Linked DNA regions of Homo sapiens: region 1 is linked to region 2. The links are chromatin contacts, found by Hi-C or POLR2A ChIA-PET in ENCODE. All regions are on one chromosome and are shown on one strand. Each heading gives the region's core, a stretch centred on a gene start or an enhancer-like site at or near the end of the contact. The rest is flanking DNA. Distances are from core to core; before and after follow the strand shown.

Evidence for each region. A loop is a pair of places that touch in the nucleus more often than their neighbours do. ChIA-PET counts read pairs that join two places held with the same protein, here RNA polymerase II (POLR2A). Pooled maps may share reads with other maps.
Region 1: a loop to region 2 is called in a pooled map, with 4 times the contacts of the local background. The contact joins the promoter of CLSPN-DT here to the promoter of ZMYM4-AS1 in region 2. A Hi-C loop is called at or near these places in 2 of 50 pooled maps. POLR2A ChIA-PET finds 5 or more read pairs at or near these places in 3 of 52 experiments (H1, activated CD4-positive, alpha-beta T cell and activated naive CD4-positive, alpha-beta T cell).

Annotation. Positions count from the first base shown.
Region 1 is chr1:35,768,813-35,771,512 of GRCh38, forward strand. It overlaps CLSPN-DT (CLSPN divergent transcript), which reads left to right and starts at 1,283. Exons shown (of 3, transcript NR_199050.1): 1 at 1,283-1,436. CLSPN (claspin) reads right to left here and starts at 1,166. Exons shown (of 25, transcript NM_022111.4): 1 at 1,035-1,166. The coding sequence starts at 1,058. RefSeq lists a silencer at 779-1,008.
Region 2 is chr1:35,364,803-35,367,502 of GRCh38, forward strand. ZMYM4-AS1 (ZMYM4 antisense RNA 1) reads right to left here and starts at 1,275. Exons shown (of 2, transcript NR_046659.1): 1 at 1,164-1,275. The region is part of intron 5 of ZMYM4 (zinc finger MYM-type containing 4); the gene reads left to right.

The sequences.
Region 1 (2,700 bases), core at 33-2,532, 400 kb after region 2:
CTTTGAATGACGATTATCTTCTAGGCAATTTGCAGCAACGTCAAAGGGCAGGGCCAGTAACAGGGTGGGGTGAGGTCTCAAAAAATTCAGTAATCAAAATGAATAACATTAATGCAATATTTTTTAAAAAATTAAATCAATAATCTACAGCTCATGAGGTAAATAATATGCCCGCTTTTGTAAATAAAGTTTATTGGAAACAGGGATGGAATTAGGGTGAGGTGATTGAGGCAAGGTCGTGCAAATGACTGGTCGGATCTCGTCTTTGTTTAAACGTCTGATATTTTGTTCAATATCAAATCATAAAAAGTTTTTGCATTAATTTTGGTTTTTTAAAAATATTGCATTAAAATATGAGTTTGATTGAGGGTTTTGGCGCCCCTTTAAATTTTGCTCCTAAGGCGGGAGTGCCTTGCCCGAATCCGGCCCAGAAAGGACACAGCTCTGGAAACATCTGTTTTCTATGCCCAATTTCGCCAGGGAGCTGCCAGCCACCAGCCAGGAGCCCCAGCGGTGACTTCCCCACTCGGGGCCCGGTCGGAAAACGCAAAGGGCCTGCGCGCGATGACCTCCAGGGCCCCTCCCAGGCCCAGTGTGGAACTCCCTAACACCCTCGCTCGCCCTCTCTCTGCGGAGAATCCCCCCGCACCGCTGCGGCCGGGTTCGGCTAGAGCCTCCCGGCTTTCAGAGCACCCTGAGGGGAGGAGCTTCCGCGACAGGAAACGCGCCAAAGGGGAGGGCTGGCGGCAGGAACCGGCTGAAGAGGGGCTGGGCTGCCGGCAGTGCGCGCCGCAGAGACCTGGAGCTCTCCGGCCACGGAGCCCGAAGCGCGGGAAGCCCGGCGGCGGGACGGGATGCCCGGTCGGAACCCATCCCGGCCGAGTCTCGAGGCCGCGGGAGCCGGCGCGGCGAACGCCGGGAGCCGCAGTCCTCCCGCCCGGGCGCCTCGGGTCAGCGGGGTCTACCCCGGCCCCACCTAACCTCTCGGTGCCCGGCCTTCTAAGCCCCCGTGGGGGGCGTGTGCATAAACTCACCTCAGAACCCACCTCGCCTGTCATGACTTCTGCCTCCCCTGCGCTCCACTAGGGACGGAGCTGTCTCTGATTCCCTCAGCCGGAGAGCAGCGGCTCCCGCCGTCTCCAGCCCAGCAGTGCTGTTCTTGCTTTCCCGCCCAGCCAGAGTGGAGGTCCCACCCAGATGGTTTGCACCAATCCAGAGGGGGCTTTCCAGCGAGTCCCCGCCCCCTTCCGACCCACCAATCACGCAGCGCCTCTGGCCGCCCAATCTCCTATTACCCAGGCTGAGTTGGCGGGTCGCAGCTGCTGGTAGCGGAGCCTGGGGGAGCTGGAGGTGCACGGGGGCGGGGCAGTCGGTACCAGGCGAGCCGTGGTCTTTGACCTTTGACACTTGCCAAAGCATCGAGTGCGATTGGAGGGGTGAGTCTTTCGGGGGGAAGTGAGCTGGGAAACGGTTCCTGGGCACCTGGGAGTGTCCTGTACCTGAACTTTTTAGAGGAATTCCAAGGTTCCCGTGGGGATTTTCTCCACTGACTTCATTTCTGGAGCAGCTAGATCCTGTGTGCCTCTTGTACATGACACTTACCACTGAATATATATATATATATATATATATATATATATATATATATATACACACACACACACATATGTACACACATATATACATACACATATATACACATACACATGTATGTGTATACACACACACTTTTTTTTTTTTTGAGATGGAGTCTCCCTCTGTTAGCCAGGATGAAATGCAGTGGCGCGATCTCGGCTCACTGCAACCTCCGCCTCCCGGGTTCAAGCGATTCTCGTGCCTCAGCCTCCTGAGTAGCTAGGATTACAGGCACCCGCCACCAACCCCTGGCTAATTTTTGTATTTTTAGTAGAGACGGGGTTTCACCATGTTGGCCAGGCTGGTCTCGAACTCCTGATCTCAAATGATCCTCGCCTCGGCCTCCCAAAGTGCTGGGAGGCCTCATACCCCTCACAGGCGTGAGCCACTGTGCCCGGCCCACTTTTATTTTTTAAAGAGGGCCGGGCTCCATGGCTCACGCTTGTAATCTCAACGCTTTGGGAGGCCGAGGTGGGAGGATGGCTTGAGTCCAGGAGTTTGAGGTTAGAGTGAGTTATGATCGCACCACTGCACTTCAGCGTAGGCGATAGAGGGAGACCTTGTCTCTAAAGAAAAAAGTTTTGTGGGCTGCTCAGATACCAAAGAATATGGTTGGATAATCTTTATAATTCTCTGTAGAGTTAATTTGAGGATGTAGAAAGCACTCATCACTCCTAGAGGGCATTCTACCTTTAAACAAGGCTGGAAAAAGAATTGAAGCTCTGAAATCAGGTTTATCCCAGACACAGTTCTTTTTTTTTTTTTTTTTTTTTTGTTGAGACAGAGTCTCTCCCTGTCACCATGGCTGGGTGCAATGGCGTGATCTCGGCTCACTGCAACCTCCGCCTCCCGGGTTCAAGCGATTCTCCTGCCTCAGCCTCCTGAGTAGCTAGGATTATAGGCATGTGCCACCACGCTCAGATAATTTTTTGTAACTTTAGTAGAGACAAGATTTCACCATTTTGGCCAGGCTGATCTTGAACTCCTGACCTCGTGATCCGCCCGTCTCAGCCTCCCAAAGTGCTGGGATTACAGGTGTGAGTCACCGCACCTGGCCTATCCCAG
Region 2 (2,700 bases), core at 25-2,524:
ATTCTCTTTTTTACACAATTCATTTTGGTCCTAATTTCTTTACTTTACTATATAAACAAGGTGCTGAAATGTGTGTGTATGTATTTAACTTCCTCTACCCATTTGCTCTTGGTTATTTCTTCAGTTATGATATTCTGGATTTGCCAGTCATTGTCCGTCCTCCTGCCTCTATTACTGGCATAATGTCATTGGGTCTCACAGTTTCATTTCTTCATTCTAATTCTATTGCATGTTTCTATAATGTTTTCTGTAGTATTTTTACAGTTACAGATGCTTTTACACGTACTGTGTTGCTTAATTCGCCTAACAACCCTGTATAAGATGGCCAGAGTAGAGGATGTTAACATTTATAGGTGAGAGAGCTGAGAGATATAGAGATTTAGTTACTCAAGCCCTCATGGCCAGGAAGGAGCCAATCTGGGGTCATAATCAAAGTCTTTTTTTTTTTTTTTTTTTTTTTTAGTCTACCAATCTTTCTGTAAATAAAAGTTGTTTAATTTTAAAAATACCAAGGGAAGGTTTCAAAATAGATACTTTAAAGAGAGCCAGAGACCTCATTTTCCTCTTTTGCCTTTTCCATAGGGTCTAAAAACTGTACATTCAGTAAATACTACATTAAAGTCATGATTTCTTTTTCTTCTTGTTCATAATAATAGAGGACGAGCTAATGTGTAGTCTCTCATTGAAAGAACTCAATTAAAATGGGAAAGCAAATGAACTAATTGTCATAATAGTCATTCACACAGTTTTGGAAAGAAAATGTAGTAATTCAAATGTTGGGGCTCTTTTAGCCATATTGAGTTAATTTGGCAATAGAAACTGTGTTATTCATTTCTAAAATACTTTCATGGGATATTAATATTGATCTTCATTTGTAGTAAACTAAGAAGGTAAAGGTATTGGTAAAGGAATTTTTTTGTGTTTTGGCATGTGTTTTTCTGCTTCTGAAAGCTTTTGGGTTACCAATTAGATATTTACTTCTCAGAAAATATTTATTAGTATTTGGCTACTCATTGATTTGTTTATCAAATACTTGTAAAATTAGTGATCATGGGAGGATCCAAACATAAACCAAACATGATTGTGCCTTGAAGGCATTGTGGACCATACAAACAGTACTTAAGATGTATACTATTTTACTATATTACATAAATAATACGTACTCAAGGCTAAAGGAATCCAGCAGAAGTTTGCAATAGCCATCACAGAGACTAAGAGAGCTGACTGCAGACCGTTAATGTATGCCAATGAGTATTGGTTGTTTCTGGAGTTTTCTGAGATTAAAATAAAAATATTTAAGGAAATTTTCTTTAATACACTATATAATGAAGGAATGTCATGATTAGTCGATGTTAGAAAATCTTTTAATACATATATTTCATCAGCAGGTCAAATAAGGGTATCTGTAATAGTCACTTTATTAGATGCCAAAAGACATCTCATGTAATTCAGACATTTCTTAGAATAGATTTTTTCTTGATCATAGTAAGGAACTACTACTTCAGATCAGTAACAGTTATTGAAGTTGAAGTAAAATGATGGAAATCTTCTGTTAATATTACTAAAAGAATACAAGTTGCGGATGTCATCGTTATTATTTAACTCTTGTTGGATTTTTACTTCAATCCATGTTAAAGAAATTAGAAGAAAAAATAATGGAAAAAGGGAAATAAAATTATCACTTGCTATTAAGAATATTTATGAAAGAATTAATAGAATTCATGAAAATTTAGTGGAGTACCTAGTTGAATTATACCAATACTTCTATAAATAAACTTCCCAGTTAGATGATATAATGAAAAAGATACACTATTCCCAGCAGCAACTAAAAAGTACTTATATCAAATACAACTTGAAATAATGAAGAGACCATCTTTTTAAATGTAAGAAATATGTAGATGTCAGTTATTTTTAAATTAAGATTTAAGGCCAGGTGCGGTGGCTCACGCCTGTAATCCTAACACTTTGGGAGGCCAAGCGGGGGGCGAATCACTTGAGGTCAGGAGTTCAAGACCAGCCTGGCCAACATGGTGAAACCCTGTCTCTACTAAAAAATACAAAAATTACAGAAATTAGCCGGGCGTGGTGGTGCATGCCTGTAATCACAGCTACTCGGGAGACTGAGACAGGAGGATCACTCGAGCCTGGGAGGTGGAGGTTGCAGTGAGCCAAGATCGCACCATCGTGCCCCAGCTTGTGGGATAAGAGTGAAACTCCATCTCAAAAAAAAAAAAAAAAATTGAGATTTAGATTTGATGCAATTCTGATGAAAATATCAATGGTTAGGTTATGAAGTTTTGTAGAAGAATAATAGGCATGCACATACACACACTTATTACACATATATTCTAAAAAATGGATGGAGAGGTTGAATGTGGCAAATGCTGTTAAATGGTTGAACATCATACAATTAATTAATTTTTTTTTTTTTTAAAAGACAGAGTTTCACTCTTGTTGCTCAGGCTGGAGTGCAATGGTGCAATATTGGCTCGCTGCAACCTCTGCCCTCCCACCACCCTGGGTTCAAGCGATTCTCCTGCCTCAGCCTCCTGAGTAGCTGGGATTACAGGCGTGCACCACCACACCCCGCTGATTTCTGTAATTTTAGTAGAGACAGGGTTTCACCATGTTGGCCAGGCTGGTCTCAGACTCCTAACCTCAGGTGATCCACCCACCTCGGCCTCCCAAGGTGATTGGATT